Regions from separate parts of the Homo sapiens genome. Here all the other regions are linked to region 1. Evidence: chromatin loops called from intact Hi-C (ENCODE). Cell type or tissue: OCI-LY7. All regions are shown on one strand.

Region 1 (8,000 bases):
TTTGTAAGTCCCTCCCACTTTGTCTCTGGCTCACCATGTGACTTGCTTTGGCCAATAAGATGTTAGCAGAGGTTTGAAAAGCACATGGGAGCTTCCTCTTGCCTTCCCACACAATTGGGCTTGTTTTTTCTTGGCCTCCTGCCACTGTCATGAGAGCACACCAGCTAGTCTGCTGGAAGGATGAGGAATGGGAGAGGAATGTGGAGGAGATCTGAGTCAGCCTAGCAGAGCACATCCAGAGTAGCTGACCCTCAGATGTGTGAAGGAGCCCAACCAAGATCAGCAGAGCCATCTGCCTGACCTGCAGCTGAGACACATAAATAAGAAACCTGACAGCTGGGTGTGGTAGCTCACACCTGTGATCCCAGCACTTTGGGAAGCTGAAGAAGGAGGATCACTTGAGGCCAGGAGTTCCAGACCAGCCTGGCCAACATGGCAAAACCCCGTCTCTACTAAAAAATACAAAAATTACCAGAATCGCCTGAACCTTGGAGGCGGAGGTTGCAGTGAGCTGAGATTGCACCACTGCACTCCAGCCTGGGTGACAGAATGAGACTCTGTATCAAAAAAACAAAAACAAAAAATTAGTCAGGTGTGGTGGCAGGCACCTGTAGTCCCAGCTACTAGGGAGCCTGAGGAACAAGAATCACCTGAGCTTGGGAGGCGGAGGTTGCAGTGAGCCGAGACCACGCCACTGCACTCCGGCCTGGGTGACAGAGGGAGACTCCATCTCAAAAAAACAAACAAACCAACCTGAGACCAGAGGAACCGTAAAGCCAACCTACAGAATTATGCACAACAATAAATATTATTATTTTAGGCCACTATGTCTTAGTCCATTTTATGCTACTGTGACAGAATACCACAGACTAAGTAATTTATAAAGAGCTAAAATGTATCCCTCACAGTTCTGGAGGCTGGTAAGTTCAAAGTCAAGGCAGCAGCAGGTTTATTGTGTGGTGAAGGTCCAATCTCTGCTTCTGAGATGGTGCCTGGAACACTGCATCCTCCACAAGGGAGGAACACTGTCCTCACATGAAGGAATGTGGAAGAGCAAAAAGAGATGAATTCCCTCTGTCAAGCCCTTTTATAATCCAATCATAGCTGGGTGCAGTGGCTCACACCTGTAATCCCAGCACTTTGGGAGGTCGAGGCAGGTGGATCATGAGGTCAGGAGATCAAGACCATCCTGGCTAACAGGGTGAAACCCCGTCTCTACTAAAAATACAAAAAATTAGCTGGGCATGGTGGCGGGCGCCTGTAGTCCCAGCTACTCGGGAGGCTGAGGCAGGAGAATGGCATGAACCCAGGAGGCAGAGCTTGCAGTGAGCCGAGATCACGCCACTGCTCTCCAGCCTGGGCGACAGAGTGAGACTCCGTCTCAAAAAAAAAAAAAAAATCCAATCATCATTGATCCATCCAGGAGGGCCAAGCCCTCATGGCCTAAACGCCTCCCAAAAGGTCCCACTTCCCAACACCATTGCAGGGTGAGTGGATATGGGAGGGCAGAAGGGAGGTGAGCATCCTAGGGACCACGTGTGGGGCCTTCAGAGTTCTACAGGGCCCTGGGCCATACACAGAGACTGCAGGGTGAGTTCTAACCAAGCTGGCATGGGCAGTGAGGCGTCTAGCACCAAGTACACAGACAAAGAGTGTGAAAAGCCGGCTGATACAGGAGGGCCCTTGGGAAGACTGCCTGCGCATCCCACAGGATTCTGGGCTCTGCAGTTCTCAGAGGAAAGGGCCAGCAGGTGGGTTTCCTTAGGCCCTGGGGTGGGAGGTGGGACATGCCTCTTTGGCACTCTGTGCTGTGTAACTGTTTTTGTTTTTGATTTGAGACAGGGTCTCACTTTGTCACCCAGTGGAATGCAGTGGTGCGATCTTGGCTCACTGCAACCTCTGCCTCCCAGTTTCAAGCAATTCTTCCTCAGCCTCCTGAGCAGCTGGAATTACAGGGACCCGTCACCATGCCGAACTAATTTTTGTATTTTTTGTAGAGATGGGTTTTTGCCATGTTGCCCAAAGCTGGTCTTGAACTCCTGAGCTTACGCAATCTGCCCACCTCGGCCTCCCAAAGTGCCAGGATTACGGGCATGAGCCACCGTGCCCGGCCCTGTGTGACGATTTATGTCCACCCCTGTCTCCTCAACAGCCCCAAGAAAACAGGGCCCATGTGGATCATGTTTGCCACTGGGCTCAGAACATGATGCCCCAAAGTATGGCACCTTGGAATGCAGGGTATTTTGAGCTTCAGGAGATTGAGAGGGCTGCAGAAGCAATAAGTTTTCTCTGAACTCCTGACTTCCTTTCTCCCATTCGCCTTTCTCTCCTAAAGTGGGTCAGAGAAACTAGAACTCCTCTTCCTGGAAACAAACCCTAAAAACTAGCAAGGTCACTCTCTGACCTCCTCCCTTCTCCCTTGAAGATCCTCCTGTGACAGGTGTCCTACCCCATACCTAGAGAGAAGGAATATCATACAGAGACACAAAAGAATTTGAACAAACAGGCCTAGCTGAGCTCCTCCTAATCTATTACTCTTAGGTCACACCCCCTTTTGTCCAATCACATTTCTATGTGACTGTTTTTGTGTGTGTGTGTGTTTTTTGAGACAGAGTCTCACTCTGTCGCCCAGGGTGGAGTGCAGTGGCGCGATCTCGGCTCACTGCAACCTCCACCTCCTGGATTCAAATGATTCTTCTGCCTCAGCTTCCCGGGTAGCTGGGACTACAGGCGCATGCCAACACACCAGGCTAATTTTCGTATTTTTAGTAGAGACAGGGTTTTGCTATGTTGTGCAGGCTGGTCTCAAACTCCTGACCTTGTGATCTGCCCACCTAGGCTTCCCAAAGTGCTGGGATTACAGGTGTGAGCCACCTCGCCTGGCCGTTTTTTCTTTCTTAATTGTATTAATTCACTTATTCACCTGTTTAGAAACAGGGTCCTGCTGCTTTGCCCAGGCTGGAGTACAGTAGCTGTTCACAGGCCTGATCACAGCGCTGGGCAGTCTGGAAGTCCTGGGGTCAAGCGATTCCCACCTCTTTCCCACTCCTTCCTGTGTGGCTGGGACTACAGGCACGTGCCACTGCGGCGGCTTGCCCTCAGTTTTGATTTGACTTCCCACACCCTGGAAGTGAGCAGAGGGGCCAGGAGGGTGGTGGGCAGCGAGAGGTTTGAGGAAGAGCAGATATCAGCCGTTTGCTCCTTCGGGCCTTGAAAATTCAGGGGTATGAGGATCTTGCAGATCAGCCGCCCCGGCAAGACAGTGGCTGACCCTTGGCAGGGAGCGGATCAGAGCCTCCAGTTAAGACAACTGGTTTGAAAAGTCTATCCCAGGTGGCTCTGAACTTGTCCTGTCCTCCCGGCTTCCTTCTCTACAGTCCCGGGGCGGACTTGTGCTCTTAGTAGAGGTCAGAACCAAGAACAGGTGTCCGCCTCAGAGGCCGGGTCCCCACTGCTTGGGCTGCGCTGGTTGCGGGTGCAGGGCGCCGTGTGGCCACCAGAGGGCACTCTTGACCAGGCGCCGGAACAAGCTCGCGCGACTGGGCTTTGCAGCCCCTCTTTCATCTTCCCACTGTCCCTGGGCTCCAGGGTCTGGCCCCTGGTCTTCCAGTTCAGTGGCCGGCACCCCCACACCCCTCGCCCTAATCCCAAAGGCAAGCACCACGCAAGGTCAGAGAAGGAGTATTGAAAAGAGACATGTACTTAAATTTGAATTTCAGATAAACAAATAGTATTTTTTTCCCTAGGCCACCATCTTTTGTGGAAAGGTATACTTTTTTTTAGCTTATGTCCAGCGCAATAGTTTTGCTAAATTTGGCGACCCTATTTTGGAATCAGACCTTTGCATTGGGATTCCAGCCTCACTTTTGACAAAAATTCTCTACTTGACCAAACTCTACTCAGGCACTTCTGAGCTCTTTTCCAGCTAGGCTTGACTTTTGGGTTTCTGTGTTATCTCTGCAACCTCAAACCCCTGGGCTCAAGGGATCCTCCCACCCCAGCCTCCCGAATAGCTAGGACTAATGCTCACATTACTACATCTAGCTAATTAAAAAAATATATTTTTTTTGGTAGAGATGGGAGTCTCACTATGTTGCCCAAGCTGGTTTTAAACTCCTGGCCTCAAATGATCCTTCTGCTTTGGCCATGGTGCCCGGCTTGCATCATCCAATTTTTACAAGAATCCTAAGTCAGTTGAGCAAGAATTCCCTACCTTTGATATCTGATCACTTTTTTTTTTTTTCAGACAGAGTTTCGCTTCTGTTGCCCAGGCTGGAGTGCAGTGGCATGATCTTGGCTCACTGCAACCTCCACCTCTGGGGCTCAAGCAATTCTGCCTCAGCCTCTGAAGTAGCTGGGTTTACAGGCGTGCGCCACCATTCCAGGCTAATTTTTGTATTTTTTTTTTTTTTTTTTTTAGTAGAGATGGAATTTCACCATGTTGGCCATGCTGGTCTGGAATTCCCAACCTTAGGTGATCCTCCTGCCTCAGCCTCCCAAAGTGCTGGGATTACAGGCACAAACCACCGCGCCCGGCCAATATCTGATCACTTTTATTTTTTTTGATATGGCATCTCCCTCTTTGCACACAGGCTGGAGTGCAATGGCGAGATCTCGGCTCACCGCAACCTCCGCCTGCCAGGTTCAAGTGATTCTCCTGCCTCAGCCTTCCGAGTAGCTGGGATTACAGGCACACGCCACCAGGCCCAGTTAATATTTTTGTATTTTTAGGAGAGACGGGGTTTCACCATGTTGGCCACGCTGGTCTCGAACTCCTGACCTCAGGTGATCCACCCGCCTCGGCCTCCCAAAGTACTGGAATTACAGGCATGAGCCACGGCGCCCGACCCTGATCACTTTTATTTTAGGAGGTGAGTTCTTTTAAATTATCACTCCCAGAGAGACTCTAAAATGAGACAAGCAATCATGCCCTAACTACCCTCTTTGAGCTATGCCTTCATCTCTTGAAACGGCTTGCTATTGCCATAAGTAGCTATAAATTAACCTAATAATGCCGTCCTAGACATTGTTACCACGCCCTATAGCTTAACAATGTATAGCCAATCATTAATCAATGCTATTTCTGTCAACCAATGAGAAGAATTCCTGACAAACAACTTTGTGGGTTTTTTTGTTTTGTTTTGTTTTGTTTTTTTGAGACGGTGTCTTGCTCTGTCACCAGGCTAGAGTGCAGTGGTGTGATCTTGGCTCACTGCAACCTCCGCCTCCTGGGTTCAGGTGATTCTCCTGCCTCAGGCCCCCCGAGTAGCTGGGGCTACAGGTGCGCACCAGCACGCCCAGCTAATTTTTGTATTTTTAGTAGAGACGGGGTTTCACCGTGTTGGCCAGGATGGTCTCGATCTCTTGACCTGATGTTCTGCCCTCCTCGGCCTCCCAAAGTGCTGGGATTACAGGCATGAGCCACTGGGCCTGGCCCACAAACAACTTTGTATCAGCCTGCTCCCTAGCCTCCGTTTTTGCCTTTAAAAACTTGCTTGTGACAAAGATCAAACAAAGCCCATATCCAAGGGTTACTTGGGTCTGAGTCTTCCAGGCAGCTGTCCTCAGTTTGGCTCAAGTAAACTCTTTATATTTTGTGCCTCAGCCTCTTCCTTTTAGGTTGACAATATCTAATGAGGTTCCTCATCCTCCGCCGCACTCTGGGTAATGTCTGATCACCCTGCTTGCCTTCAACAAGAATCCTGTCAGATCAGTTTAGCCAGGATATCCCCTTCCCCCAATGTTTCCTCTTAATAATTTCCATGCATCACCCACCTCTGCCCCCCACTGCTCCTTGGCTATACATTCCTACTTGCAGTGCTGTGTTTGGAGTTGAGCTCAGTCTCCCAATCTCTCCCCAACTTCAGCAGCCCATTGCAGTGGTTTCTATAGCTATCTTCCTAGTCCCTCCTTTAATAAAGTTTGCCTAACTATCTTCAACGAGTGTCATGAAGCATTTTTTTCTTTAATACATTCACTGAGTGGCAGGAGTGGTCCTCCTTTTTTCTGAGCTTCAGCACAGAAATGGGTTAGGATAACTTCTGAAACTGCCTTTGCAGTTCAGAAGTTCGGGCGACTCTCCTGCCTCATCCTCCCAAGTAGCTGGGGCACACACAGGCACACACCACTGTGTCTGGCTAATTTTTGTATTTTAACAGAGGCAGGGTTTTGCCATGTTGGCCAGGCTGGTCTCAAACTCCTGACCTCGAGTGATCCGCCAGCCTCGGCCTCCCAAAATGCTGGGATTACAGACGTGAGCCACCGGTGCCCAGCCTGGTTGTGGACTTTAGAGATGTAATCTCTTCTAGGACAAAGCTGACCATGAATAGGAGACTAGGAGACAGAAGTCCAAACCCCACAGGACTGGGAGACGCAAGGCAGCAGGCTGAGCCGAGGGTGTGAGTGCGAGCCTAAACCATCTTCCCCAACCAGGCTTGTAGTCTGTATCAACATTACTTTACTCTTCCACTGTTTTTATCAATGTGATTTTACTATTATAGGAAACTCTTGGCAAGAACGATAAAAGTTGCAAATGACTTTATTCATTCCAGGAACTTCCTGAAAGACATTAAAATCTAAATGCACCCCCCTCTCCCGGGACATTTGGAGACATCTGAGGTTGTCAGACTGGGATGGTGCTGGTGGTGCTACCCACATCTACTGAGTAGAGTCCAGGGATGCTGTTAAAGATTCTGCAATGCACAGGAGAGCACCCCCCACCCCCACAAAGAATTATTTAGCCCCAAATATCAAAAGGGCTGAGATGGAAAAATCCTGATTTACATGAACATCAAAGTGTTCGATTATTTGTGTTTTTGGTTTTGTTTTTGTTTTTGAGACGGAGTCTCGCTCTATTGCCCAGGCTGTAGTGCAGTGGCGCGATCTCAGCTCACTACAAGCTCCATCTCCCGGATTCAAGAGATTCTCCTGCCTCAGGGTCCCAAGTAGCTGGGATTACAGGCATGCGCCACCAAGCCCAGCTAATTTTTGTATTTTTAGTAGAGACGGGGTTTCACCATGTTGACCAGGCTGGTCTCAAACTCCTGACCTCAAGTGATCTGCCCGTCTCGGCCTCTCAAAGTGCTGGTATTTCAGGCATGAACCATCACACCCGGCCAGTGTTCAGTTATTTAATAGGAAATATCAAAGGACAGTTCACTCCCCAAGACTCTTCAATATCCTTGCCTCTAAACCCTTGCTTTGCTGTATCCATTAATCTAAACTATTGTAAGATGCTTCTCACCCAATTTTAATGAAGTCTGTGCGTTGAAATGCCCACCTTAAACCAGACTGCCCTCTCTCTGCCAGAACCTCCTAAAATTTTGTTCAGGTAGTGTTTTGCCTCACCTCAGGCAAAACAAACCTAGGTTTGTTTCAAAGATTGTTTTAGTGATAATTTCTTTTTTTTTTTTTTTTTTTTTGAGACGGAGTCTTGCTCTGTCACCCAGCCTGGAGTGCAGTGGTGTGATCTCGGCTAACTGCAACCTCTGCCTCCAGGGTTCAAGCAATTCTCCTACATCAGCTTCTCGAGTAGCTGGGACTACAGGCGCCCACCACCATATCTGGCTAATTGTTTTTGTATTTTTAATAGAGACGGGGTTTCACCATATTGGCCAGGCTGGTCTTGAACTCCTGACCTTGTACTCTGCCCGCCTCAGCCTCCCAAAGTGCTGGGATCACAGGCAAGAGCCACTGCGCCCAGCCTGTTTTGGTGATAATTTCAAGGAGCCCATCCCCTACAGGCACGTCCCTGCATCACTTCGTTGGAAGGTGTGCAGCTCACCAGTCTCCATTCCTGCCTGGGAGGGTGGGAAGGATGGGGAGCGAACCCCAGGTCTCCAGTGAAGCCCAGCCCTCCCAGAATAGGCACCTCCCCACTCACCACAGCCTCCCCTCTATTCCTCAGGCCGGCCCAGGCATGCAGACTGCAGACCTACCCAGATCAAGACTCAAAAACAAGAGACCTGTGTTCTGACTTTCCAGATAGCCCATTAGCAGAC
Region 2 (8,000 bases), 330 kb after region 1:
GAACTGAGATTGCACCACTGCACTCCAGCCTGGGTGATACAGCAAGACTCTTGTCTCAAAAATAAAATAAAATAAAATAAAAAATAGAGGAGCTAAACAATGGGTACACATGGACATACAGAGAGAATTAACAGATACTGGGAACTCCAAAAGGGCAGAGGCAGAGAGAGGGATGAGAATTGAAAAATTACCACCTATTGGGTACAATGTTCATGGGCACAACAGAAGTCCAAAACTCACCATTACACAATATATCCATGGGACAAACCTGCACATATACCCCGAATCCATAAAAATAAAATAATAAGGCTGGGAGCAGTGGCTTACACCTGTAATCCTAGCACTTTGGGAGGCCAAGGCAGGCAGACTGCCTGAGCTCAGAAGTTCCAGACCAGCCTGGGCAACACGGTGAAACTCCACCTCTACTAAAAATACAAAAAACTAGCCAGGCGTGGTGGCATGTGCCTGTAGTCCCAGCTACTCGGGAGGCTGAGGCAGGATAACTGCTTGAACCCAGGAGGCAGAGGTTGCAGCAAGATGAGATAGCGCCACTGCACTCCAGCCTGGGCAACAAAGCGAGACTCCATCGCCAAAAAAAATAAAAAGCAAGACATAAATAGCCTGGCCTAGAAACCAGTTTTAGAAAATTACTCACAGAAAAAGAAAAAAAAAAAATCAAAACACCAGAGAAGTACACAGACCTTTAAAGTTTCTGCATAATAATTTCCTGGAATATTAAAATAAAAATAGATGTTAGCTAAATATCAATTATAATAGGTAACTGTAACTATTTAAATTGCCAAAAAGCCGGCCGGCATGGAGGCTCACGCCTGTACCCACAGCACTTTGGGAGGCTGACACAGGAGGATCACGAGGTCAGGAGTTCAAGACCAGCCTGACCAACATGGTGAAACCCCATCTCTATTAAAAATACAAAAATCAGCCGTGGTGGTGGTGCACACCTGTAATCCTAGCTACTCAGGAGGCTGAGGCAGAAGTGCTTGAACCCTTGAACCCGGGAGGTGGAGGCTGCAGTGAGCCGAGATCATGCCACTGCACTCCAGCCTGGGAGACAGAGCAAGACTCCGTCTCAAAAAAAAAAAAAAAAAAGTCAAAAAATGTCAAACATCCTCAGGAGGTTGAGGCAAGAGGATTCCTTGAGCTCAGGAGTTCAAGACCAGCCTAGGTAATATAGCAAGGCCCCATCTCAAAAAAAAAAAAAGTAAAAAGTAAAACAATATTAGTTAAATTATGGCAACTGACAATTAGTACTATATACATTATCACCCTATCAATATTTTCTATTAGACTTTTGAATACAGCCAGTTCTGCTATATAATGCAACGTATGTATTCCTAAAAATCAGAACACTATGCAGTAAATACCAGAGCCGTCTGGGTGTGGTAGGACACACCTGTAATCCCAGCACTTTGGGAGGTGAAGGCGGGCTGATTGCTTGAGCTAAGGAGTTCCAAAGCAGCCTGGCAACATGGAAAAACTGTCTCTACAAAAGTATAAAAATTAGGTGGGCAAAGGCTCACGCCTGCAGTCCCAGCTATTTGGGAGGCTGAGGTGGGAGGATAGCTTGAGGTGGGAGGATAGCTTAAGCTGGGAGGCCAAGGCTGCAGAAAGCCGAGACCACACCACTGCACTCCAGCCTGGGGAACACAGCGAGACCATTTCAAAAAAAAACAACAAAAAACCGTGCTTATGAGAAAACTGGAGTTCAAGCCACAACTCTCAGAACCTTCACCAGCGACATGTTAAAAAAAATAAAGACAGGAACCTCATAAAAGTAGTAGCACAGTTTTATACATGTGAAATGGTTAAGAAATACACAACTATTACAATAAATAAGTCACCTTGCAAAACATCTGCGGTTTGCTTGTGGAGTGGCCTTCTTTTTTTCTTTTTTTTTTTTTTTGAGACGGACTCTCGCTCTGTCGCCCAGGCTGGAGTGCAGTGGCGCAATCTTGGCTCACTGCAAGCTCTGCCTCCCCGGTTCACGCCATTCTCCTGCCTCGGCCTCCCGAGTAGCTGGGACCACAAATGCCCACCACCACGCCCGGCTAGGTTTTTCTATTTTTTTTTAGTAGAGACGGGGTTTCACCGTGTTAGCCAGGATGGTCTTGATCTCCTGACCTCATGATCCACCCACCTCGGCCTCCCAAAGTGCTGGGATTACAGACGTGAGCCACAGTGGAGTAGACTTCTAAAGGGCTGCAGCTTCTGAGTTACTGCAGAATGGTCAAAGGAATACTGTCTGAAATGGGTGGCAAAGTTGTAATACCAGATGTGAATGGGTATGGTTCATAACACATACAGGAAAATAAGGTAGGTATTTGAAGAGCGTGTGTATGTGTATCTTTTGTATATATCTACACTGCTGAGTTCAGCTGCATGCATTTTTCTGCATTCACCTAGTGTTGCCTAGGGATTTGTGCATAAGCAAACTCAAAATTTACATTATGCTCAAATTGTTCCCTAATATACCACCCACATTGGAACAAATCTGTTTTCAAAACAAGAGTTACAGCGGAACAGTGTATAATTTGGTTTAAAGACTGAAACAACCTATATCAAAACAATAATGACTACATCTGGATGGCATGATAATGATCTACAAAGAACTTATATTGCTTTTATAAACTGATGAAGATGAGATTTAAAGAACATATTTCCAACATACAAAATCCAACCAAACCTTAAATAGTAGCCTTCATAGGCTAAGGGTTTTTTAAAAAGGCTAAGTAACGCAGATTCTTTTTATCATCTCCCTTTGCAGAAATGCCAAATAAATCACTTTTATATTCTTATTCTCCATTTAGAAGGAAAGCACACAAACAGGTAAAAAATGTGATTATTATACTAATGTACTGTTATTTAGGGTCAAGGGCAATGGAGATAAACACTTCTACTCTGCATGAGAAGAGCAGAGAAGCTCACAGAAAAGGTGACATTTGAGTTCAATCTTGGAAAAATGAGTAGGGGTTCATCACATGGACAAGGACATTAAAGACAGGAAAACACGCATAGAAGCATAAAAAGGCATGGCATGTCTGGAGACTAGCAGTACTATACTGAGACAGAAGGTGTAGGTGAGGGAGTGTGGGGGAAGCTGAACAGGGAAGCAATGGCCAAGCCACGTGAAGAAATGGGGCCGTGTCCTGAAGATTATGGGAAGCAATTAATGTGTTCTGAACTAAAGAGGTAATGTGCTCTGAATTGATGACATGACCAGATGAGCTAACAAAGACTACTACCACTTCAATGAAGAAGATGCATAGACCATGGGGGGCAGGGGAATAGCAAATGTGAGGTACTTAAGGAGTGTATTAAACAGAAACAGATGATAACTGGGTATCAGGAAAGGGAAGGGTTATGCATCTCAGTATTGTAGCTGTTATAATAAAATTCATCAATAAAAAAATCTGAGGCTGGGAGTGGTGGCTCATGCCTATAACCCTGTACTTCGGGAGGACGAGGTGGGCAGATTGCTTGAGCCCAAGAGTTCGAGACCAGCCTGGCAACATGATGAAACCCCCATCTCTACAAAAAATTTTAAAAAATTAGTTGGGAATGATGGTGCATGCCTGTAGTCCCAGCTACTTGGCAGACTGAGGTGAGAGGAACACTTGAGCTGAGCCCAGGAGGTCAAGGCTCCAGCACTCCAGCCTGGGTGACAGAGTGAAACCCTGTCTCAAAAAAAAATAAAGATACCTCGGTAAATTGTTTTAAGCAGTATCAGAAATTTGCCCTAACCGTAGAATACTGTTATTTTAAGTTTTGTCCCAGCTTTTTTAGTTTTAAGAGACATAAGGAATATGGGAGGCCAAGTATACCTTTTCGGAAATTAGCTATCTCTTAGTGGAGAAAGATTTAAAAGAGCCGTAATCACTCAATGTGAATCTACTTTCTAAACGGCTGCTGCCCTCTACTGTCTCTCTGAATTCACTTTATTTATTTATTTATTTATTTATTTATTTATTTGTCAGGAATAACATTAAGCTTAGAGTTAATCAAAAACCAAAAAAACACAAGATAGCAAGAGAGCAATACTCAATTTATAGCAATATATTAATATATTAAGAAAAAGAAAAACTTTTAAGCCATGATTTTGCTTTTAAACATAGTACCTTTGGTCTATTTTCTTGTAAAGAAACTTGGGAGACTAATTGCAAAATTAGTCTCACTTTTTACTTTCTCCTTGCAGTCAGTATGGTAAAGAGCTATACTGAGTTCTGCAAAATGCCACTGTTTTTTTGTTTTGTTTTGTTTTTTTAAAACCTCACAGAGATCCTTTAGGGAGTTCCTAATGACCAGGGTACACCTAAAATTCAACAAATGTCAAACATATTGTGTAAAAGAAAAGAACACAGCTCTGAGCATAACACATGGAAAGCAGATTTTCCCCTGTAACATTTTCCAGGCTAAGCCACTTCAAACACCTAAACTGGACATCAGCTGCAAGACCTATAATGTGAAGCATCTGATTTAGATAATGTTATGATCACCATAGGTCTATATAACTTAAACCTAACACCAGAAAAGTAGGAAATTGTTGACTTGTTGCAAACTGTCATCAAGTATATTAGACTGTGCCTATACAGGGAGGTTGGGGAAGGATGCCAAGTTACCCTCAACCCCAATCCCTAACTTCCTTAATTATCCCAGGGAGTGAGAAAGATCACCCAAGGAATGTGCAGAGCAGTACTTCTTACCTTCTGGGGGAGAGGAGGGTATTTACACACGTTTTTTGTTTCTTCCCTCTCTACCAGGAAAGACATATATCCCTTGGGATATCTGATGAAAGTTACAAATTCCCAGCCTGGCCAACATAATGAAACCCTGTCTCTACTAAAAATACAAAATTAGCCAGGTGTGGTAGCACATGCCTGTAATTCCAGGTACTTGGGAGCCTGAGGCAGGAGAATCACTTGAACCAGGAGGCAGAAGTTACAGTGAGCCGAGATCACACCACTGCACTCCACCCTGAGCCACAGAGACTCCCTCTCAAAAAATAGAAAGTTACAAATCCTTTCCCCAGAAAATATACACATACACAAAATGTTGCACAAAGTTTCAGGAAGCCTCTAAGAACTCATTCAAAGAATCCCAGCTTAGACGAGCACAATGGCTCAAATTTATCCCAGCACTTTGGGAGGCCCAGGCAGGCAGATCACTTGGAAGACAAGAGTTCGAGACCAGCCTGGCCAACATGGTGAAACCCCCATCTCTACTAAAAATACAAAAATTAGCCAGGCGTGGTGGCACATGCCTGCAATCCCAGCTACACAGGAGGCTGAGGCACAAGAATCGCTTGAACCCAGAAGGCGGAGGTTGGAGTGAGCTGAGATCGCACCACTGCACTCCAGCCTGGGCAACAAAGTGAGACTCTGTCTCCACAAAAGAAAAAAAAAAATCCCAGCTTTTCCTCTTATTAAGTGAAATGGGAGCCAAAAATAGAATTTGATAAGGTAAAGGAACACTTAAGAAAGCTAAAAAGAAGGATAAAGAGAAATAACCCATGGAACAAAAAGAAAACCAAGAATACAAAAATGTTTAACATAACCTTAGGAGAGTTTCAAGGCTGGGCATGGTGGCTCACGCCTGTAATCCTAGCACTTTGGGAGGTCCGAGGTGGGTGGATCATGAGGTCAGGAGTTCAAGACCATCCTGGCCAATGTAGTGAAACCCCATCTCTACTAAAAAAATACAAAAAATTAGCCAGGCATGGTGGTGGGCACCTGTAATCCTAGCTACTCGGGAGACTGAGGCAGGAGAATCGCTTGAACCTGGGAGGTGGAGGTTGCAGTGAGCTGAGATTGTGCCACTGCACTCCAGCCTGGGTGACAGAGCAAGACTCCATCTCAAAAAAAAAAAAAAAAAAAAAAAAAAGAGTTTCAAGATCAAAATTTTCAAGATCAGTGAACTTTCGTTAAAGACTATACCAAGGCTGGGCGCAGTGGCTCACACCTGTAATCCCAGCACTTTGGGAGGCAGAGGTGTGTGGATCACCTCAGGTCGGGAGTTCGAAACCAGCCTGACCAACATCGAGAAAACCCATCTCTACTAAAAATACAAAATTAGCCAGCTGTGGTGGCAGGTGCCTGTAATCCAGCTACTTGGGAGGCTGAAGCAGGAGAATCGCTTGAACCTGGGGAGGCATAGGTTGCCGTGAGCCGATATCACGCCATTGTACTCCAGCCTGGGCAACAAGGGCAAAACTCTGTCTCAAAAAAACAAAAAACAAAAAACAAAAAAAAAAAAAGAAAGAAAAAAGCGGGGGGACTATACCGCATTCACTGGATTTAAAAAAAAATAAAGGTCACCTAGCAAATGCCATTTCAGTACTGTGGTCAGGGCTGGAAACCAGATGAATGAATGGAAGATGGGAAGTGCACGCTTTCAGAAACCCAGCTGGGAGTGGAAAGAGGGAGAGAGATATATTAATAGATGGTACTGGAAGAGGACCCAGGAACAAGGGTGCTTTTTTAAAAAATAGATGTATGCACCTAAAAATACGCAGTGGTAAAGAGCCAGTAAAGAATAAAAGCAAGTAGGAAGTAAGGAGTAAGAAGTGCGGGTGGGATGATGGGGGAAAAAAATTAAGAGAGTTCCTAACTTAAGGCCAATACTCCCTCTTGAAAATAAAAAGGATATTATTTACTATGCGATGGTAAAGATATATGGAAAAAAAATGATCAAACAGCTGATTTAAATGGTGAGAGTGAATTGTTTAGATAGCCTGTCTCCATAATTGTACCCTGATTCCATCCCTAATACTGGTCAATCACCTTCTGTTTCTAGCTGGTCCTACTGGAATAAAACAAAAGGTTCCCTCTCCCTCTCCCTCCTCTCCCTCTCCCCACGGTCTCCCTCTCCCTCTCTTTCCATGGTCTCCCCCTGATGCCGAGCCAAAGCTGGACTGTACTGCTGCCATCTCGGCTCACTACAACCTCCCTGCCTGATTCTCCTGCCTCAGCCTGCCGAGTGCCTGCGATTGCAGGTGCGCGCCGCCACGCCTGACTGGTTTTGGTATTTTTTTGGTGGAGACGGGGTTTCGCTGTGTTGGCCGGGCTGGTCTCCAGCTCCTAACCGCGAGTGATCCGCCAGCCTCGGCCTCCCGAGGTGCCGGGATGTCAGACGGAGTCGCGTTCACTCAGTGCTCAATGGTGCCCAGGCTGGGGTGCAGTGGCGTGATCTCAGTTCGCTACAACCTCCACCTCCCAGCTGCCTGCCTTGGCCCCGCAAAGTGCCGAGATTGCAGCCTCTGCCCGGCCGCCACCCCGTCTGGGAAGTGAGGAGCATCTCTGCCTGGCCGCCCATCGTCCGGGATGTGAGGAGCCTCTCTGCCTGGCTGCCCAGTCTGGAAAGTGAGGAGCGTCTCTGCCCGGCCGCCATCCCATCTAGGAAGTGAGGAGCGTCTCTACCAGGCCGCCCATCGTCTGAGATGTGGGGAGCGCCTCTGCCCTGCCGCCCCGTCTGGGATGTGAGGAGCGTCTCTGCCCGGCCGCCCCGTCTGAGAAGTGAGGAGACCCTCTGCCTGGCAACCGCCCCGTCTGAGAAGTGAGGAGCCCCTCCGCCCGGCAGCCACACCGTCTGAGAAGTGAGGAGCCCCTCCGCCCGGCAGCCACTCCGTCTGGGAAGTGAGGAGCGTCTGCGCCCGGCAGCCACCCCGTCCGGAAGGGAGGTGGGGGGGTTAGCCCCCCGCCCGGCCAGCCGCCCCATCCAGGAGGGAGATGGGGGGGTCATCCCCCCGCCCAGCCAGCCGCCCAGCCAGGAGAGAGGTGGGGGGGTCAGCACCCCGCCCGGCCAGCTGCCCCGTCCGGGAGGTGAGGGGCGCCTCTGCCCGGCCGCCCCTACTGGGAAGTGAGGAGACCCTCTGCCCGGCCAGCCGCCCCGTCCGGGAAGGATGTGGGGGGGTCAGCCCCCCGCCCGGCCAGCCGCCCCATCCGGGAGGTGAGGGGCGCCTCTGCCCGGCCGCCCCTACTGGGAAG
Region 3 (8,000 bases), 72 kb after region 1:
ATCTAGGAAAGATTAACTGAGAGTCTTGTAACCACCCAGTGGGTTCACCTTGTTCACTGCCTAGACAGAGCGAATTTATCAAGACAGCGGAATTGCAATGGTGAAAGAGTAATTCATGCACAGCCGTCTGTGTGGAAGACTGGAGTTTTATTATTACTCAAATCAGTCTCCCTGAGCATTCAGGGATCAGCGTTTTTAAGGATTATTTGGCAGGTATGGGCTCAGGAAGTAGGGAGTGTTGATTGGTCGGATTGAAGATAAAATTACAGGGGGTTGAAGTGAGTTCTTGCTGACTTCTGTTCCTGGATGGGATCACAGGACTGGTTGAGCCAGATTAGCAGTCTGAGTGGTGTCATCTGCTGCATTGGAATGCAGGGTCTGCAAAATATCTCAAACACTGATCTTAGGTTTTGCAACAGTGATCTTATTCCCAGAAGCAATTTGGGGAGGTTGAGACTCTTCCAGCCAGAGACTGCATGGCTCCTAAATCATAATTTCTAATCTTGTGGCTAATTATGTCAGGCCTCTGAGCCCAAGCCAAGCCATCATATCCCCTGAGACCTGCACGTACACATCCAGATGGCCGGTTCCTGCCTTAACTGATGACATTCCACCACAAAAGAAGTGAAAATGGCCTGCTCCTGCCTTAACTGATGACATTGTCTTGTGAAATTCCTTCTCCTGGCTCATCCTGGCTCAAAAGCCCCCCCACTGAGTACCTTGTGACCCCCACTCCAGCCCGCCAGAGAACAACCCCCCTTTTTCCTTTACCTACCCAAATCCTATAAAACGGCCCCACCCCATCTCCCTTCGCTGACTGTCTTTTCGGACTCAGCCCGCCTGCACCCAGGTAATTAAAAGCATTATTGCTCACACAAAGCCTGTTTAGTGGTCTCTTCACACGGACGTGCATGAAAGTTAGTCCTACAAAGACAGACTGGTCTCCACGCAAGCAAGGGTTTTTTTCCAGAAAGTGCTATTGTCAATTTTGTTGGTTCAGAGTTTAAACTATAAACTAAATTCCTTCCCAAGACTAGCTCAGCCTACACCCAGGAATGAACAGACAGCTTAGAGGCTAGAAGCAATGTGGAATCAGTGAGGTCTGACCTTTTTCACTGTCATAATTTCCTCAGTTATGATTTTTGCAAAGGCAGTTTTGTAATGCCTAACCTTGTTTTTACTAACCCTGTTTTTAGACTCTCCCTTTCCTTTAATCACCTAGCCTTGTTTCCACCTGAATTGACTCTCCCTTAGCTAAGAGAGCCAGGCAGACTCCATCTTGGCTCTTTCACTGGCAGCCCCTTCCTCAAGGACTTAACCTGTGCAAGCTGACTCCCAGCACATCCAAGAATGCAATGAACTGATAAGATGCTGTGGTGAGCTATATCCGCAGTTCCCAGGAATTCGTCCCATTAATAACGCCCGATTAATAACGCCCAAAGCCCCGCGTCTATCACCTTGTAATAGTCTTAAAGCCCCTGCACCTGGAACTGTTTACTTTCCTGTAACCATTTATCCTTTTAACTTTTTTGCCTACTTTACTTCTGTAAAATTGTTTTAACTAGACCCCCCCCTCCCCTTCTAAACCAAAGTATAAAAGAAAATTTAGCTCCTTCTTTGGGGTCTAAAGAACTTTGAGCGTTAGCCGTCTCTTGGCCGCTGGCTAAATAAACAGACTCTTAATTCGTCTACAAGTGTGGCGTTTTCTCTAACTCGCTCAAGTACAACAGTTTCAGTCTGACACCTTTAAAAGTCTGAAAGTGTAACCACCTGATGGGTTCGTCCTGCCCACTGCACAGGCAAAACCAATTCACTGAGACCACAGCATTGCAATAAAGAAAGAGTTTAATAGATACAAGGCTGGCCACGCCACGTGGAAGACTGAATTATTACTCAAATCAATCTCCCTGAAAAATTCAGAGGTTAGGGTTTTTAAGGATAGTTTGGCAGGCCAGGGAGCCTATTTCTGGGTGGGGCCACATGACCAGGTGGCAGAGATCAGCAGGTCTCAGTGGAGCCATTGGTTCATCGTTAGTCAGAAATGCAAAAACCTGAAAAGATATCTCAAAAGACCAATCTTGGCTGTGCGCAGTGGCCCATACCTGTAATCCCAGCACTTTGGGAGGCCAAGGTGGGAGGATCACCTGAGGTCAGGAATTCGAGACCAGCCTGACCAAAATACTAAAATTAGTATTAGCCTACTAAAAATACAAAATTAGCCGGGCATGGTGGCACATGCCTGTAATCCCAGCTACTTGGGAGGCTGAGGCAGGAAAATGACTTGAACCTGGAAGGCGGAGGTTGTGGTGAGCCGAGATCGCACCATTGCACTCCAGCCTGGGCAACATGAGCGAAACTCTGTCTCAAAAACAAAAACAAAACAACAACAAAAGACCAATCTTAGGTTCTATTAGGTTGGTGCAAAATAATTGCAGTTTTTGCGATTAAAAGTAATAGTGATGTTATCTGCAGGAGTAACTGGGAGAGTTGCAAATCTTATGACCTCCAGCATAATGGCTGGTAATTGTTTATGTTTACACCTTAGAATTCAGCCTGCTCACATCCTCCTAACCTGGTAGTCTCTCATTAGCTTTACAAAGGTGATTTAGTTTTGGGTAAGGGTTATTATCATTTAAACTATAAACTAAATGTCTCCCAAAGTTAGGTTGGTCTAAGTCCAGGAATGATTAAGGGCAGTTTGAAGGTTAGAGGCAAGATGGGGTTGGTTAGGTCAGATCTCTTTCACTGTCATAATCTTCTCACTGTTAGAATTTTTGCAAAGGTGGTTTCAAAAGAAACATTTATCATCTATTCTGAGGACTGCTACCTGTGAGGTTTCATCTGCATAACAAGACCACCTTTGCTAGTCAGGCCTCCTCCCCCTCCCAGAACCTGTTTTGCCACAACCAAAGCCCCCATTCTTTCTGGAACCTCAAGATGACATACAAGCTTCAGAACCCCATTGCATGGTAGGGATAATCACTCTGTGGTTCTCTCCCATATGCACGCTAATAAATTTGTATTCCTTTTCGCCAATAAATCTGCTATTGTTAGTTGATTTTTCAGCAAACCTTCAGAGGGTAAAGGGCAAGTTTTACCTTGGCCCCTGCAGTTTTGGCGCTGTGAGTAGGATACCAAAGCTCTGCTCTTCTGGAAGCTGCAGTCATGGGAACTCGGGACCCGATGAGAGAGAAGAAAGGAAGAAACCGGTCAGGCAGGCAGAGTGGATCCTTAGTTGAATTCTTTCAAACAAAAGAACGGCCTAAAAAAATCATGCTGGAGGCTGGGCACAGTGGCTCACGCCTGTAATCCCAACACTTTGGGAGGCACAGGCGGGCGGATCACGAGGTCAGGAGATCCAGACCATCCTGGCTAACATGGCGAAACCCCATCTCTACTAAAAAATACAAAAAAAAAAAAAATTAGCTGGGCGTGGTGGTGGGTGCCTGTAGTCCCAGCTACTTGGGAGATTGAGGCAGGAGAATGGTGTGAACCCAGGAGGCGGAGTTTGCGGTGAGCCGAGACCACGCCACTGCACTCCAGCCTGGGCGACAGAGTGAGACTCTGTCTCAAAAAAAAAAAAAAAAAAAAAAATCATGCTGCATGCTGCAGGCACAGATAAGGGAACTCATACAGAGGGGCTTCCCTAAGACATGCCCACTGCCGCATAGATAAGAAAGGCTACACAGGTGACTTGCCCTTGCAGACATGCCTGCAATGCAAAATTCCGTCCCCTGACACATGCGCAGTAAGGGGAATAAAGCAATCTGGAGTAACTCAAGCTAAGGGCCCAGGTGCACATTAGGATGATGGAGTGGAGCTACCAAAAATTCACATCTTATGCAAATGAGATGCCTAGCCCTCATAGGTTTCTTATAAAACCCTTTGCATTCAAGTGTGAAAAGGGCAACCCTCTTCTGGGCCCCCTCTCTCCTTGGCTTTTGAGGGTACCAGGGAGTAAGCTGTAGTGTGAGAAAGAACTTGACCTTTGTGTGTGTGATGGCTGGCTAGTTGCTGATGAAAGCTGCAGTTTTAGAGGTGGCCGATAACAGTTTCAATGAATGGTTATTACTGCAGGGGGCTACTTTCTTCTTTGCACGTTTACTTAAGAAAGGCATGGTTTGAACACTTAGAGGCTGTAAGAGCACTCACCACCAACGGACAAGATTCCCATGGGAGGTGGGCTGGTCACAAAGTGGGCTGATTGGCAGTGGGTCACCCACCAGCTTCGGGGGAATATCTTTGTAGTGAGGTGCACTGTGGAAGTGTTGTGCAGCCTCCTGTGGTATTTTCCTCTTTTTAGGGTCTTGGGTTTCAGTGTAAAAGTGGAATCTTTGATTTTTTTTTTCTTTTCTTTTTTTTTTTTTTTGAGACAGAGTATCACTCTGTTGCCCAGGCTGGAGTGCAGTGGGGAGATGTCAGCTCACTGCAACCTCCGCCCCCTGGGTTTAAGCGATTCTCCTGCCTCAGCCTCCCGAGTAGCTAGGATTACAGGCTCCTGCCACTGCGCCCGACTAATTGTTGTATTGTTAGTAGAGACAGGGTTTCACCATCTTGGCCAGGCTGGTCTTGAACTCCTGACCTCGTGATCCACCCACCTCGGCCTCCCAAAGTGTGGGATTACAGGCGTGAGCCACCGCGCCCGTCCGGAATTGATTTTTAAAGATCTAGATGTTCTGTTTTCCCGCTGTGCCTGCCTTTCATATATTATTACTGGGCCCTAAAAACTGCAAATGCTCTGTTGGCCCTCTTCCCTCTTTTTTTTTTTGACATGGAGTCTCGCTCTGTTGCCCAGGCTTGGACTCCTGGGCTCAAGCGATCCACCCATCTTGGCCTCCCAAAGTTCTGGAATTACAGGTGTGAGCCACCACTCCTGGTCGATCTGTCTTGTGGTTGCCCAACACCACACTTCTGTCTGTAAGTTCCCCAATAAAATCACCTCTATGATGACAAGCTGGACTTGTCTCCCTTCTTCTTCAGTTTCCTGGCTCCTTCTGCTTATCAGGGTCACTTTGTATATATGACCCTTTCACAAGACACCAGTTAATGTGACTTTAGCAGTCTTTTGGTTTATATTTAATTTTTTTTTTAGACCAAGTCTTGCTCTGTCACCCAGACTGGAGTGCAGTGCTCACTGCAACCTTCACCTTCTGGGTTCAAGGAATTCTCCTGCCTCAGCCTCCAGAGTAGCTGGGATTACAGGGGTGCACCGCCACGCCCAGCTAATTTTTTGTATTTTTAGTAGACACAGGGTTTCACCATGTTGGCCAGGCTGGTCTCAAATTCCTAACCTCAGGTGATCCATCCGCCTCAGCCTTCCAAAGTGTTGGGATTACAGGCGTGAGCCACTGCGCCTGGCCAAGGACTAGTTTAATATTGTTGGTTTAATAAAAAAAAGAACTATGTCTTTTGACTTATCAGCAAACTATACATGTATTTAACTTCAAAGTTCTTGCTTTTTTGATACTTGCCTAACATATAAAAATAGTTAATAAAAAATTTAACTTGAGATAATGACTAGATTTGTTTCATGTCTCATACAATTTTTCAAACACAATTGTTAAGAATAAATAAATGTCAATGAGATAAAAGTTTACAAATGGACTTTCTTTTTTTGAGACAAGGTCTTGCTTTGTTGCCCAGGCTGGAGTGCAGTGGTATGAACATACCTTACTGCAGCCTCAACCTCCGGGGCTCAAGCAATCCTCCTGCCTTAGCTTCCCAATGTGTTGGGATTATAGGCATGAACCACCTTGCCTGGCCTACAATGAACTTTTAATAATAGTTATGTTTTATAATGTGTTTTCTTAAAAAGGTTTCTCAGAGGCAAGCGTGGTGGCATACGCCTGTAGTTTCAGCTACTCAAGAGGCTGAGGTGGGAGGATCATTTGATTCCAGGAGTTTTAGTCCAGCTTAGACAGCAAAGTGAGACCCCTGTCTCCTATACAGAGAGAGAAAGAAAGAGTTAAAAAAAAGTTTCTAAAATCTTTTTGGTAACTCTATACCCTTAGAGTTTTGCTGAGACAAATTAAATAATACATATTTTTAGCTGGGCTTGGTGGTGCATGCCTGTAGTCCCAGCTACTTGGAAGGCTGAGGTGGGAGGATCAATTGAACCTGGGAGGTCAAGGCTGCAGTGAACTGTGATGACATCACTGCACTCAGCCTGGGCAACAGAGTGAGACCCTGTCTCAAAAAGATAAAAAAATTAGGGTCAGGTGTGGTGGCTCACGCCTGTAATCCCAGCACTTTGGGAGGCTGAGGTTGGTGGATTAACTGAGATAAAGATTTCGAGACCAGCCCAGCCAATATGGCAAAACCCCATCTCTACTAAAAATACACAAATTAGCTGGGCTTGGTGTTGGGCACCTGTAATCCCAGCTGCTAGGGAGGCTGAGGCAGGAGAATCAATTGAACCCGGGAGGCAGAGGTTGCAGCGAGCTGAGATCACACCACTGTACTCCAGCCTGGGCGACAGAGCAAGACTCCATCTCAAAAAAAAAAAAAAAACCAAGGAAAAAAAAACAACAGATATCCAGCCATGGGCAACATGACAAAACCCCCTCTCTACAGAAAATGAGCCAGGCATGGTGCCACATGCCTATAGTCCCAGCTACTCAGGAGGCTGAGATGGGAGGATCACCTGAGCCCAGAAGGCTGAGGCAGCAGTGAGCTGAGATTGCACCACTGCACTCTAGTCTGAGTGACAGAGAGAGAGAGACTCAGTCTCAATACATAAATAAATACATAAATAAAAAGAAATTTAAGAAATAAAAGGAATGATAGATAAAATGGAATGCATATAAAAAGCTAAAAGAAAGAGAATGAAAAAAATTATAAGAGGTTCTAAAAGGTTTATGGAACTCTTATTGTGTATGGTCAAACTGATTGAATTTGGGTGAATTTGTTATAAGGTTTTGTTAAAATTAGCTTTGCCATTAATAATACACTGATGCAAAGGTAGAATTTTGAAAAAGATTTTCATCTAGTATTAATAAGGGGTAATAATAGATTTTTGTTTACTTTTAAGTATACTGAAAAAAATGAGGGGAGAGGGAGAGACAGACTTTGTTTGCCTCATGCTGTCTTTATTAGGTCTTTTGATTGTTGGGAAAATGAGACTCTTCTCTATCAAAGAGTAAAGTTTTTGCTTTTTGAAATCTTTGAATTATCACTTTGGCTCAATGAATGATTATTATTTTACAGTGACCTGTGATCCTATTTTGATAAAATGTTTTAAACCTTTCATATTTAACAAACTTCCTAAAATTAAATTTCAAGTTCCAAAAAGAGCCGCTGGAAGTTCAAGAGAGACACACTAAGTTTATTTTGTATGTAAATGTCACACAGGAAGCATTGTCAAGTAAGAAATGGCGTTTAACTTTCTCTGAGTTCTATTTGTATAAATGTGTTGTTAATATGTGTTCCAAAATTGTGTGAGATTCCTAAAATTCTGATATGTCTTAGTAAATGTTATCAATTATAATGATTATTATGTTAAATTTTTGTACGTCACAGAAATAACCAAATTTTTTTTTTTTTTTTGTCAATCACATCTTTTCTTTCTTTCTTTCTTTTTTTTTTTTTTTTTTGAGACAGTTTCACTTTTGTTGCCCAGGCTGGAGTGCAGTGGTGCGATCTCAGCTCACCGCAACCTCCGTCTCCCAGGTTCAAGCAATTCTCCTGCCTCAGTCTCCTGAGTAGCTGGGATTACAGGCACAAGCCACCACGCCTGTCTAATTTTATATTTTTAGCAGAGACGGGGTTTTATCATGTTGGCCAGGCTGGTCTCAAACTCTTGACCTCAGGTGATACACCCGCCTCAGCCTCCTGAAGTGCTGGGATTATAAGCGTGAGCCACCGCGCCCAGCCGTTCCTGTTGTTTTTATGTTACAAAATTTATCAGCAAGTCTCCTTTTGCGGGTGGCGGCGAACGCGGAGAGCACGCCATGAAGGCCTCGGGCACACTACGAGAGTACAAAGTAGTGGGTCGCTGCCTG

Evidence for each region. Peaks named below come from ENCODE experiments on the same cell type or tissue, not always from the same donor. Only the 100,000 strongest peaks of a DNase experiment are listed, where the experiment ranks them.
Region 2: it touches region 1 in a loop (7-fold over the local background); 95 of 110 quality-filtered maps call a loop at or near these places.
Region 3: it touches region 1 in a loop (4-fold over the local background); 3 of 110 quality-filtered maps call a loop at or near these places.

Annotation. Positions count from the first base shown.
Region 1 is chr2:47,763,580-47,771,579 of GRCh38, reverse strand. No RefSeq gene overlaps it. Among named protein-coding and RNA genes, the nearest start is that of MSH6, 16 kb to the left of the region's middle. In OCI-LY7, a CTCF peak has its summit at 3,471 (motif pointing right); DNase peaks (open chromatin) are centred at 29 and 3,489; H3K4me3 peaks cover 525 bases; H3K27ac peaks cover 5,279 bases.
Region 2 is chr2:47,433,410-47,441,409 of GRCh38, reverse strand. All of the region lies in intron 7 of MSH2 (mutS homolog 2), which reads right to left. Among named protein-coding and RNA genes, the nearest start is that of MSH2, 34 kb to the right of the region's middle. In OCI-LY7, CTCF peaks have their summits at 3,731 and 3,930 (motif pointing left); a DNase peak (open chromatin) is centred at 3,919; H3K27ac peaks cover 385 bases.
Region 3 is chr2:47,691,196-47,699,195 of GRCh38, reverse strand. It overlaps a transcript of MSH2 not described here and the pseudogene RPL18AP6. Among named protein-coding and RNA genes, the nearest start is that of MSH6, 88 kb to the left of the region's middle. RefSeq lists enhancers at 309-853, 1,943-2,486, 2,487-3,031, 4,121-4,664, 7,568-8,000 and a silencer at 3,650-3,699. In OCI-LY7, a CTCF peak has its summit at 4,309; DNase peaks (open chromatin) are centred at 22, 521, 2,005, 3,775 and 1 weaker place; H3K4me3 peaks cover 5,849 bases; H3K27ac peaks cover 8,000 bases.